Linked DNA regions of Homo sapiens: region 1 is linked to region 2. Evidence: chromatin contacts called from ENCODE Hi-C or POLR2A ChIA-PET data. All regions are on one chromosome and are shown on one strand. Each heading gives the region's core, a stretch centred on a gene start or an enhancer-like site at or near the end of the contact. The rest is flanking DNA. Distances are from core to core; before and after follow the strand shown. Region 1 holds the start of AGBL5 (AGBL carboxypeptidase 5). Region 2 holds the start of SLC35F6 (solute carrier family 35 member F6).

Region 1 (5,845 bases), core at 817-3,316, 290 kb before region 2:
CAGGGGCTCATCTTGGACTCTAGCTAACACTGGAGAAAAAGCTGATACTTAAACCTGTTGTCCCACCTGCTTCATACTTGTATCAAGGAAAAAAAAACGCTTTACTTTCCTCTCTACTTTTAGCACCCAAGTCTTTCTTTCCTCCTCATGGAGAACTTACCTCAAAGGTGGGCCGGTCTCGAATGCGTTCCCAGCGTGGCCGGGTGGGCAGTGTGCGCACAAAGGGGGCCATGCCCTGGGAATACAGCTTGCTCTGCTTGTTCATGTTCATAATGTTGATCTTGATGAGTTTTCCTGGCATTCCTCCCCGGACGCTGAAGTAGAACCATGACCTGAGGACCAGAGTAAGAGAGAGGTCATTACGTGTGGAAGGGTTGGAGATATGGTCTGTGGGAGAGCCGGAGCCAGCCAAACTGGGAAAGGGCTATTTGGCAAGGAGAAAGGAGGGACGATGGGTCAGAAATGGACAGGGAGTATGCTGGGTATGAACAGATAAGTCAGAGGGCTAACTGAAGCATGGGTTTGGAGCCTTTTTCCACCCTCCATTTCGTTCCATATACCTGTTCCCATTCTCAAATTCCGTTTCAGCACAGTCTGGTCGGGTCCACACGTTGAATTCATAGTCAGGGGAAGAGGCAATGCCACTGGTCAGGGCTGACGCCCCACCTCCTACCCCTTCCCCATCACTGGACAAAGATTCCACCTTCTCCACGTGGGCTAGATTCCCTGAATCAAAGCGAGAACTGAACAGCAATCCCCCACAGCGCAGCTCCATGGTGGGGCTGGGAAAGCATCCTCCTGCCCCGCTCTGGCCCTGAGAGCTGGGGGAAAACAAGGGTTAGGTTAAGGAGGAAAGGGAAGACAAATCGAAGAGTTTTCTGGGTATCTCTTGATAAATAAGAGCTATTCTTAGGGAGTGCCCTATGAAACAAAAGGCTGTCTCCCTCTTAGAAAACATAGAAGTGGTCTTCCAGCAAAGGCCAAGAGAAAGCAGCATTCTGTACCCCAACACTAAGGGTTGTAAATGACCTAAAGGGACCCCATTTTACTTTAGCTTGGCTGTTCCCAAATAAAACTCAGTGGCTTAACTATGTTGAAAAACACTAAACTCTCAGCTGCTTTGCAGCCCAAAGATTAGAGAATATAATCAGAGAGGTCAGATTTTCCAAACCTAGCCAAGATACACTCACCACCATACATGGCCACCTTTAGAGATGGGCCGTTCTGGATCTCTGGCTCTGCACTCTCCAGCACAGAGCAGAGAGAGGAATCGAGGTTCTGAGTGTAAATGGGTAGTCCTCTCTCCAGCCTCTGTCCTCACAAGTACTGAGCGGACATTCTGGTGTTGCTCCCCTGAGCCCTGGAAGGGCTGGTTCTTCCTTTTTTGTTCCTACCTTATGCCTAGTATGGAGAAAAACTATAACAGTGGTGCCTCTGCCAAGCCAAAGGCTACTGGGCTCACCTAGCGACTGGAGCTCCCTTCCAGCCAGGGCATGGGTCTGTTTCCATCCCCCTCCGCCCCGTAAGCACTGCACCCTGAGAAAGCTACCCTAGTAGCTGTGGATGAGTAATGGGTGTTCTCAGCACCCCTAAAAGAGGTGGGCTGCTAGAGTCCCACTCGGGGGAAGGAGGCTGGCTTCTCCACCCTCGACTCGCGGGGAACCGTCACACCGAGCGGGCTTGCCCTGGGCAGGGTGGGACTGGGAGGCATGGAAGGGGTCGAGACGGGCTCCCGCGGCAGGGGATTAGGCAGGGAGGGCCTAGGAGTCAGAGGTGAGGCCACGGAGCTGGGCGGGGTCGGGACCGCGTAAGCCAGGTCGGGAGCGGGGTGCGGGGTGGCCTTCGAGGGGCTCGGGCTCAAGGGGCTGAGAGAAGGGGGCGGGGCCGGGGCTGGCGGGGCCGGGGCTGGCGGGGCCCGTAGTCCGCGCAGAGCCCCTCACCTCTCTCCGGGCCGGTGATCCCGCTCCCTCTCCCGCTAGCGAGGCCGCACCTTGGGCCCCGGCACCCGGGCCCTCCACCCGGGCCCCCAAAAACACCCGAGCGCCGCGGTGCCGGGACCCCGCTCTGCCAGGAAACAAGAAGTCTCTCGCCTATTGGCCGTGGCTGCAGCTGGCGACCCGCCCAGTAAAGCTCGCTACCATTGGTCAGCTCTCAGGGTTCCTCGCACGTTAGTGGGTACCTGAGCGAGTGTCGTTCGGGGACGATGGCGGGCAGGAGCGGCCGGAGGGTTCTAGCAGCGTCTTCCGGAAGACGGTTAACGGCCTGCCTGCCGGGAGGCGGGAAAGATAAAGCGGCAGAAACTGGGACTCAACTGCGAAATAAAAAGACATCGTGTGAAACTCCTTATCGCTTAACAGTCTTGTGTCTCTAAAATGAAACACGTAGCCCACTGCGCCGGGAATCCCTCCCGTTTTGTGTTCTGTAGTGTGACGGACGCAAAAGCTGAGTGGAGGATGCGGGCATCGATCCCGCTACCTCTCGCATGCTAAGCGAGCGCTCTACCATTTGAGCTAATCCCCCGCCTGCTGCTTAGTTCTTTCCCTTTGCCTTACAGGTTCACTGCACTGTTCACTGACCAGTGGATCAACCACAGTTCAGGACATTTATTTAGCAGAGTACAATACAGTGGCATCCATGTGCAAGATTCTAAAAATCAAGCATATAATCGTGTGCTTAAGCAGAAAACATTCTAAAACACGTTACCACATGTACATTGAACGCAGAAAGAGCGTTACCGTATACTACATACTACGGTGTTCCCTATGGACTGACGGCAGTACGAATGCTAAGTCACAGGAGGCCTCCAAGCCTTTCCCCTTATGGGATAATTGAATTAAATTGAGGTTAAAAATTACAGACGAAGTCCTTCGAGCCGGAATCGAACCAGCGACCTAAGGATTGCCACGCCCTATCCACTACAGTCCTCCGCTCTACCAACTGAGCTATCGAAGGCTCCGCTGCGATAAGATGCTGCTGATAGCCCTCTAATGCTTACCGCAACCTCATCCAGCCATGACCCCCGCTTTCTCCAGCTGAAGGAACCTGCCAGGGCAGGAGACCCATGGGACCTCACAGAGCTGAGAAAGCCGGAGACCCAAAGGCAAGGAAAAGAAGCTGCCCAAAGTCCGGGTTCTCAGGCCAGAACGGAGGCCACACCGGCCCTGAGCTTCCCGGCTTTTTAACAAAATGTTCCCAACACCCCGCGGTGGTTTCTCCTGGACCGCGAACGCCGAGCCCGCCGCCGCCTCCTGGAGCTCCGGGGCAGCGCTTGTGCCGCGGTACCTGCACTCACAGGGGCTTTGCGACCGCGACGCGCAAACCCTGCTCGAGAGCCGATGGGCCACTTTGGCTGCTCCTGCTCCACATTTCCCTTGGCTTCTCCGGACGTGCTCTCCTGACGCGAACGACATTCGCTCGGCCAATTAACTCAGGTTTTGTCAGGCTCTATTCGTCCTGACCAGTGCAAGAGAGACGGCGACCGCGGGGTGCTGCAGGCTTCGGCGCGGCGCATTATCGGGCTGTGCCGAACCCCCCGGGCCGCCCTGGGATCGCGGGCCTGGCGGCGTGGCCCGAGGGCTCGGGGAGAGGGCTACGCGCCAGGAGAGGGCGGCGGGGCTGCAGTACAGGCTTTCCTGCCCTCGGAAGCGCTCGCAAGCCTGGGGGATTCCCCTGCGGTAGACCTGGGATGGTGGGCGGCGCGCGGCCGGGTAGGTCCCTGCAGCCTCCGAGGCCCACGTGAGGTCGGGGTCGGGGCGGCTGTACAGTGCCCAGCACAGGCCACTGGCCTCCCTTGTGGGTCTTTGCACAGGTCCGCTTACTCTCGGAAATCTTGGGTTCCCCAGGGCCGGGGAAGGGTCTTCTGCCTGGTCTGGGGCCCCTCCCCCGACACTGTGGATGTCTAGGTGTCCCGGGTGGGGTCAAGGAGTGACCCCACGGGTTCCCCCATCTTTGTCCCTATCCAGCTCACACCTTCGCCTGTCTTTTGCATGTGTTTTTTCCACAACCTTTTGTTCACCGGGTTTTTAACAACAGAAATAAACCTAACCCCCAACTCCTCTGTGAAGCCCTGCTTGGTCGTCCTGTGGGGTGGGTGTGCCGGAAGACCTGGCCTCAATTTCCAGCTCTGGGCCAACGTCCTGTGCTACCTTGAGCCAACATCGCCCGCGAATCCAGGTCTGGTGATGCTTTCTAGCCCCTTGCAGCTCCAACATTTGATGGGTTCTCTCGGGCTGAGCTTTAAATCCGAAGTTTCTAGATATAAAGTTGTGTCAACATTTAGATAGAAGAATATAGAAGATCTGCATAGCTTTTATTATTCAATATCAAAAAATCACATTCATGGCCAGGCGTGGTGGCTCACACCTGTAATCCCAGCACTTTGGAAGGCCGAGGTGGGCGGATCCCCGGAGTTCAAGAGTTGCAGACCAGCCTGGCCAACATGGTGAAACCTGTCTCTACTAACATACAAAAATAATTAGCAGAGGATGGTGGCGCGCGCCTGTAATCCCAGCTACTCCGGAGGCTGAGGTGGGAGAATCGCTTGAACTCGAGAGGCGGAGGTTGCAGTAAACCGAGATCGCGCCACTCCAGCCTAGGCAACAAGAGCGAAACTCCGTCTCAAAAAAAAAAAAAAAAAAAAAAGCAGCCGGGAGTGGTAGTGAGCTCCTACCACTCCGGTAATCCCCAGCAACTCGGGAGCCTGAGGCAGGAGAATCGCTTGAACTTGGGAGGCGGATTGCAGTGAGCCTAGAGTGCGCCACTGCACAACAGCCTGGGAGACAGAGAGAGACTCTGTCTCAAAGAAAAGGCCACACGCGGTGGCTCACGCCTGTAATCCCAGCATTTCGGGAAGCCGAGGCGGGTGAATCACCTGAGTTCAGGAGTTCGACACCAGCCTGGACAACATGGAAACCCCTTCTCTACTAAAAATAAAAAATTAGCCGGACGTGGTGGCGCATGCCTGTAATCCTAGCTACTTGGGAGGCTGAGGCAGGAGAATCCCTTGAACCCAGGAGGCGGAGGTTGCAGTGAGCCGAGATCGTGCCACTGCACTCCACCGTGGGCGACAGAGCGAGACTCCGTCTCAACAAACGAACAAACAAACAAAAACCTCTCAACAGAAAGAAGTCCAGGATCAGAAGACTTCCATGTGAATGCTACCAAACATTTAAAGAATTAACACCAGTCCTTTTTTTTCTCTCAGATCACTAAATGAAGGTAACACCAATCCTTTCAAACTGTTCGAAAGAATAGAAAAGAAGGGAACACTTTTTAATTGATTATATGAGGCCAGCATCATTCTGATGGCACAGCCAGACCAAAAGACCACAAGAAGACTACAGATCAACATCCCTTATGAATATTGATGCAAAAATCCTCAACAAAATACGAGCAAACTGAATCCAATAGCATATTAAAAGGAGAAAACCATGACCAAGTTAGACTTATTGAAGGAATGTAAGGGTGTTCAACATAAGAAAAATAAATAAATGTAGGCCGGGCCTGGTGGCTTACGCCTGTAATCCCAGCACTTTGGGAGGCCCAGGTGGGCGGATCACCTGAGGCCAGGAGTTTGAGACCAGCCTGGCCAACACAGTGAAACCTCATCTCTACTAAAAATACAAAAATTAGCTGGGCATGGTGGTGCACGCCTGTAATCCCAGCTACTCGGGAGGCTGAGGCAGGAGAATCACTTGAACCCAGGAGGCAGGGGCTGCAGTGAGCCGGCCACTGCACTCCAGCTTGGGAGACAGAGGAAGACTCCATCTCAAAAAAAGAAAAAAAGAAAAATAAATCAATGTAATATACCACATTAATAAAATGAAGGAAAAAAACTACATTATCT
Region 2 (6,648 bases), core at 1,192-3,691:
GGGCCTGGGGCATGCGAGGTGCTCTTTGTGCATGAGATGCTTCTGCTAGTTGTCAGCACATGCTTGTCTGTCTGTGCCTGCTGGAAATCGTGGGTCAAAAATGTGATTTCCTTTTATTTTTTTTTTTGAGACCGAGTCTCACTCTGTCACCCAGGTTGGAGGGCAGTGGTGCAATCTTGGCTCATTGCAACCTCCGCCTCCCGGGTTCAAGCAATTCTCCTGTCTCAGCCTCCCAAGTAGCTGGGACTACAGGTGCGCACTACCACGCCCAGCTAATTTTTGTATTTTTAGTAGAGATGCAGTTTCACCATATTGGTCAGGCTGGTTTCAAACTCCTGACCTCAAGTGATCCAGCCGCTTCTGCCTCCCAAAGTGCTGGGATGACAGGCGTAAGCCACCGCGCCGGGCCAGAAATGTGATTTCAAATCCATACTTCACATCGGGGTGCATGCAGCTGCTCCCACATGTTCTTTCTCCCTAAGAGTATCCCTTCTTGTGGTTTGACCTTAGAACACTGTTTAGGGTCCAATTTGGGGGCCCATCTTGGGGTGGGAGGATCCTGAGAGGCCCCACACCAGCTGTCAGGCAGGGGACAGGACCAAAAGTTGGGTCTGTCACCTGGGAGCCTCTTTCCTGACTCTCAGGCAGCCTTTAAAGGCGACGCCTTCTGGGATTGAGGATCTCTAAGCTTCCTACCTGACTGGTTTGGAGTTTTCTAAGGAAGGAGGTGAATCAGCACAGTTTACCCCAGCAGTAACTGGCAATCTGGATTCTCCTTGTGGGCAGCAGCCCTGGTGGACTTACAACCGCTCTCTAAGCACTTGACAGAGGCCCTGGCTGGCATGACAGAACAGAAGACTTGCTTTGCTGTGTTCAGATCCTGAGATGGGAGCCCTCAGGCTGGGGCCTCTGAACAGCTAAGGATTCAGCATGAGGAGTGATCCTCAGGAGGATGCAGGGCCTGGGAAGCTAGTAGTTCTCCACAAGGCACAGTTGGCCAGAGGTGAACCAGAGGAACAGGTGGGGCCCACCCAGGACTCCACTGACTGTGCCCACCGTTTGGGGAAGGGAGAACACTGTGACTGTCGTGTGCGTACACGTCTGTCTCCTCCACCTCAGATTCCAAGCATCTCAAAGGCAGAGATCGCCTCTTGGTCACTTCTGTCCCCTTCCCTTACACACCGTAGGTACCTTATACATGGGATCGTGCCATTGCACTCCAGCCTGGGCAACAAGAAAAGGAGGGGCAGGAAGGCCCTGCCCTGAGATGGAGACAGAGAGAGACAAAGAAATGCCATCCTGCCCACAACAGAGGGGAGGCTAGGCCCTGTCCCTCAGTCTCATGACTGCCTGGGTCCTTAGTCCCTAACCTCCTGGGAACTGTCCCCCCTCTCACCCCCATACATCAGAGCTGAACTGGCCACTTGCCCTCTCTGTCTGAGTTAATGGCACTTTTCTTCTCCCAGGCAGAAACCCTGGAGTGATCCTTGTTTCTTGCTCATGTGGGTCAGGCCTGTGGCCATTCACACCTGGTCTCTGCCACCAGTTGTCCCTTCCTTTCTCTTCTCACTGCCACCTCCTAGTTCCCCTCATCTGCTATGCAGCAGCCTTGGAGTGGTTTTTCCTGCACCAAACCACTCCTCATGTCATTGAGTCAATCATATCACTTTCAACATGTCATTCCCCAGCTCAAAAGCACTTTTCTGATTATGAGAGAAAATCTAACCTGGGCATTTGATGCTGGTTACAATCGACTTTGATCTGGCCTTTCCGTAGACTTTCCTTGACTTACAGTCTCAGACACATTCCGAAATCCCACCTAAGCTTCAAAGCACAGCTCTAACCCCTCATCCTTGAGGGGCCGTGGGGCACCTCCCTGTCTGCCGCTTGAGGCCTCCACGCTCACTGGGTCACTCGGCCTGCACAGCCACTACTGCGGCTCATGTGCACAAGTCCAGGGGTCTCTCCCAGCTCGTGGAGGGAGGTGCTCAGGCTTGGACGCCAGCACTGGAAGGGCCGTGGAAAGGAATCGGCCAACCCTCCTGTTAAAAGACGTGGAAACAGGAGCGGAGGCTGTACAGCAAATCAAAGCCGGGGCTCGGATCCCCCCGTCCGGGGCGCAGCCCCGCTCCGCATTTCCCCGGGCCTCGCATCCCTTGGGTGGTCATAACGCGCGCGAACTGACCGGAGCAAGTGGGAAAGCAGGGGAAGCCAGGAGGGCAGGGCCAAGAAGGGGGAAGGCGTAGAACGAGCGCCGGGGTCGCCAGGGCCCGCACGCCCGGCAGGGCCCAGACTCACTTTGCCGAGAGCGTGTTGATGGAGCCGGTAACAAGCATGAGCCCGGCCAGGAACAGCTGGTACTTGGTCCAGGCCATGTCGGCGGACGCTGGGGTTCGCTCCAGTTAGCGGCGCCGGGCCCCGTCACCCGGGGTCTCCTGCGCGAGCGCTTCCGGGCCGGGCGTCACGTGACCCCTCCTGCTCGCCCCGCCCCCGGGGAGCGCGCCTGAGCCACGGTGCCCGCGCTCTGCCGAGTCGTCCTGGAGCGCTTTGGTGGCCACGCCGTGGCCCTGGCAAATCACGGCCCAGGCCTTCCAGTTTTTTTTTTCTTTTCTTCCTCACTCTCCCCCGCCTTTTTGGGTTTCTTTTTTCTATTTTTTTGAGAAGGAGTCTCACTCTGTCGCCCAGGCTGGAGTGCAATGGCATGATCTCGGCTCACTGCAATATCCGCCTCCTGGGTTCAAGCGATTCTCCTGCTTCAGCCTCCCGAGTAGCTCGGATTACAGGCGCCCTTCACCACGCCCGGCTAATTTTTTGTATTTTTAGTAGAGACAGGGCTTCACCATGTTGGCCAGGCTGGTCTCGAACTCCCGACCTCAGGTGATCCGCCCTCCTCCGCATCCCAAAGTATTGGGATTACAGGCGTGAACCACCGCGCCTGGCCTTGGTTTCTTATTTTTATCTTTGGGTCTTCCTATTTGTAAAAGGGGCGGATGGGACAGTGCAGTGAGGGTGCATCGTGGCTATTACAGCATTTTGTGAATCGTTTTGAGAGGTTGAGCTGGGCGGTGTCAGAAAGGAGCCCTGAAGTGGGCCTGCCGGGAGTTCCTTGGGGACCCTGTAGAGAGGAGATTCCCACGCTGGACGTTTCCACTTCGGGGCTCCTATCTGATACCGCCCACCTTGGGCACAGTTCATATCTTTCAGCAAAGTGGCGAAGGCATCTAGCTCCAGTTGCCGAGGACACCATTTTATAGCTGAGGACAGTAAATTCAGCGAAGCAGAGTGATTTGCTTAAGAACCTGCTGGTGAGCAGTGGGGTAGGGATTTGCGCTTGGGTTCTCCAGTCTCCAAAAATCCGTGCCTTCCGCATGGCCTCTGCACCAAGCCCTGCTTCACTGCTCCTTTGTGGACTTTCTGGTCGCAGCTGAGGCATCCAGGCAGAAAGACCATCCCTAGGTTTGTTTGAAGAGGGTGTTGACGAAGAGTCACACTCTAAAATATTTGAAGGGATTTATTCTGAGCCAAATATTTGTGACCATGGCCCGTGACACAGCCCTCAGGAGGTCCTGAGAACATGTGCCCAAAGTGGTCGGGGCGCAGCATTTTAGAAAGACACGAGACATCAATCAAATACATTTAAGAAATACATTGGTTTGGTCCAGAAAGGTAGGACAACTCAAAGCCGGGAGGAGGGGAGAGGGTGGGGCAGGAAACGGGAAAAATATCTATCTATGTTAATAGAGATTTTTGTTTTTTTTTGAGACGGAGTCTTGCTCTGTCGCCCAGGCTGGAGTGCAGTGGTGCGATCTCGGCTCACTGCAACCTCCACCTCCCGGATTCAATCAGTTCTCTGCCTCAGCCTCCCAAGTAGCTGGGACTACAGGTGCCTGCCACCACGCCTGGCTAAATTTTGTATTTCTAGTAGAGATGGGGGGGGTCTCACCATGTTGGCCAGGCTGGTCTTGAACTCCTGATCCACCTGCCTCGGCCTCCCAAAGTGCTGGGATTACAGGCGTGATCCGCCACGCCCGGCCGGTAATAGAGATTCTTTACAGATGCAAATTTTCCCCCACAAAAGACAGATTTGCAGGGCCATTTCAAGATATGGCAAAGAAAAATGTTTTGGGGTAAAATCTTTTGACTTTCTTCTTAGTCACATAATATTATGCCAGAGTCAGATTGGAAAGTAAGTCATGATATATAGGGTTAAATAAAACCCATCTGATGAGAATTTATGGTTTGTAGGGCATGACTCTCCAGACCTCTTAGGTAGGAATTTGGGCAAGGTAAAAAAAATCAGAGCTTAGTCCTCAAGGGGTTCTGGTGTTTAAAATCCTACTCTTGGCTGGGTGTGGTGGTTCACACCTATAATCCTAGCACTTTGGGAGGCTGAAGCGGGCTGATTGCTTGAGCTCAGGATTTCCAGACAAGCCTGGGCAACATGGCAAAACTCAGTCTCTACTAAAAATGCAAAAATTAGCTGAGTGTCATGACAAGTACCCATAATCCCAGCTACTCAGGAGGCTAAGTAGGAGGATCGCTTGAGTCCCTGGAGGTGGAGGTTGCAATGAACTGAGATCATGCCACTATACTCCGGCCTGGGTGGCAAAGTGACACCCTGTCTTAAAAAAAGAAAAAAAAAAGGCCAGGCGCGGTGGCTCGCACCTGTAATCCCAGCACTTTGGGAGGCTGAGGCAGGTGGATCACCTGAGGTCGGAATTCAAGATCAGCCTGACCAACATGGTGAAACCCCATCTCTACTAAAATACAAAAAATTAGCCAGGTGTGGGGGTGCATGCTTGTAATCTCAGCTACTCCGGAGGCTGAGGCAGGAGAATCGCTTGAACCTGGGAGATGGAAGTTGCAGTGAGCCAAGATCGAGCCATTGCACTCCAGCCTGGGCAACAAGCGCGAAAACTCCATCTCAAAAAAAAAAAAAAAAAGAAAGAAAAAGAAAAGAAAAAACTGCTCCTAATATGCCTTTCCCAGTGCTCTAGTCTGCACCCATGCCCTGTCACGCCAGCGACAAGATCCTTTTGTTACCAGAAAGGGGTTCTGATCCAGACCTCAAGAGAGGGTTCTTGGACCTGGCACCTTGCGGGGAATCCATAAAGTGAAAACAAGTTTATTAAGAAAGTAAAGGATAAAGAATGGCTACTCCATTGGCAGAGCAGCCCCGAGGGCTGCTGATTGGTTATTTTTATGGATATTTCTGGATTATATGCCAAACAAGGGGTGGATTATTCATGAGTTTTCTGGGAAAGGGGTGGGCAATTGCCAGAACTAAGTGTTCCTCCCCTTTTTAGACCATGTAGGTTAACTTCCAGTTGCTACCATGGCATCTGTAAACTGTCGCGCGCTGGTGCGAGTGTCTTTTAGCATGCTAATGCATTATAAATAGTGTATAACAAGCAGTGAGAAAAACCAGAGGTCACTTTTGTCGCCATCTTGGTTTTGGTGGGTTTTGGCCGGCTTCTTTACTGCATCCTGTTTTATCAGCAAGGTCTTTGTGACCTGTACCTTGTGCCCACTTCCTATCTCGACCTGTGACTTAGAATGCCTAACCTCCTGGGAATGCAGCCCAGTAGGTCTCAGCCTCGTTTTACCCAGCCCCTGTTCAAGATGGAGTTGCTCTGATTTAAATGTCTCTGACACTTTGGAAAACGACTTCAGACCGAGCCAACACACTTCCCCTATGCTGCAGATCTTGTTTCTGTGGTGAGAAAAGAACTTTTACCTGAGGAATGCGAGTCCTGTAAGTTATCAGGCCCAGAGAGACATTAAAATAAGACAGCAATCACGTCCTACTCCCACTTTGAGTTATGTATTTATGTCTTGAAACTGCTTGCTATTGCCACAGGTAGCTATAACCTAACAATGCTGCACTGGACACCATATCTTACATCCTATAGCACTGTACAGCCAATCACTAATCAATGTTATTTCTGTAAACCAATGAGAATTTCTGACAAACAACTTTGTATCAGCCCACTCCCTGTCCTCCTTTTTCTGCCTTTAAAAACCTGTTTGTAACAAAGAGAGAAGGGAGCTCACATCCAAGATTACTTGCGTCTGAGTCTTTTGGGCAGCTGTCCTCATTTTGGCTCAAGTAAACTGTTTAACTTATATTTTGTGCCTTGGCACCTTCTTGTTTTTTTTAAGATGAAGTGGTGCTCTGTCGTCCAGTCTGGAGTGCAGTGGCACATTCTTGGCTCACTACAACTTCTGCCTCCCAGGTTCAAGCAATTCCCCTGCCTCAGCCTCCCGAGTAGCTGGGATTACAGGTGAGCACCACCATGCCCAGCTACATTTTTTGTATTTATAGTCGAGATGGGGTTTCACCGTGTTGGCCAGGCTGGTCTTGAACTCCTGACCTCAAGTGATCCACCCACCTTGGCCTCCCAAAGTGTTGGGATTACAGGTGTAAGCCACCACGCCCAGATGGCTAGCAACTTCATTTTAGATGAACAGGAGGTGGCCCGTGTGGTGGCTCACACCTGTTATCCTAGCACTTTGGGAGGCTGAGGCCTCCTAATCCCAGGAATTTGAGAGCAGCTTGGGCAACATAGCCAGACCCTCATCTCTACAAAAACACTTAAAAATTAGTCAGGGGTGGTAGTGCGGGCCTGTGAGCCCAGTTACTGGAGA

The links. Hi-C counts contacts between places; a loop is a spot of excess contacts on that map. ChIA-PET counts read pairs that join two places held with the same protein, here RNA polymerase II (POLR2A). Pooled maps may share reads with other maps.
Region 1: a map of naive thymus-derived CD4-positive, alpha-beta T cell shows a loop between it and region 2 (8-fold over the local background). The contact joins the promoter of AGBL5 here to the promoter of SLC35F6 in region 2. A Hi-C loop is called at or near these places in 1 of 168 maps with a recorded cell type or tissue (naive thymus-derived CD4-positive, alpha-beta T cell) and 9 of 50 pooled maps. POLR2A ChIA-PET finds 5 or more read pairs at or near these places in 3 of 52 experiments (AG04449, MCF 10A and activated T-cell).

What each region holds. Positions count from the first base shown.
Region 1 is chr2:27,047,889-27,053,733 of GRCh38, reverse strand. AGBL5 (AGBL carboxypeptidase 5) reads right to left here and starts at 2,066. Exons shown (of 15, transcript NM_021831.6): 1 at 1,941-2,066; 2 at 561-821; 3 at 161-332. The coding sequence starts at 775. TRY-GTA2-1 (tRNA-Tyr (anticodon GTA) 2-1) reads right to left here and starts at 2,952; the gene lies at 2,864-2,952. It overlaps TRA-AGC8-1 (tRNA-Ala (anticodon AGC) 8-1), which reads right to left and starts at 2,520; the gene lies at 2,448-2,520. AGBL5-AS1 (AGBL5 antisense RNA 1) reads left to right here and starts at 3,470. Exons shown (of 2, transcript NR_046730.1): 1 at 3,470-3,554; 2 at 3,730-4,051. RefSeq lists silencers at 1,566-1,615, 1,636-2,075, 2,479-2,773, 3,476-3,685 and enhancers at 1,812-2,311, 2,626-2,855, 3,026-3,315.
Region 2 is chr2:26,760,077-26,766,724 of GRCh38, reverse strand. It overlaps SLC35F6 (solute carrier family 35 member F6), which reads right to left and starts at 2,441. Exons shown (of 6, transcript NM_017877.4): 1 at 2,299-2,441. The coding sequence starts at 2,375. RefSeq lists a silencer at 2,265-2,574 and an enhancer at 2,585-2,784.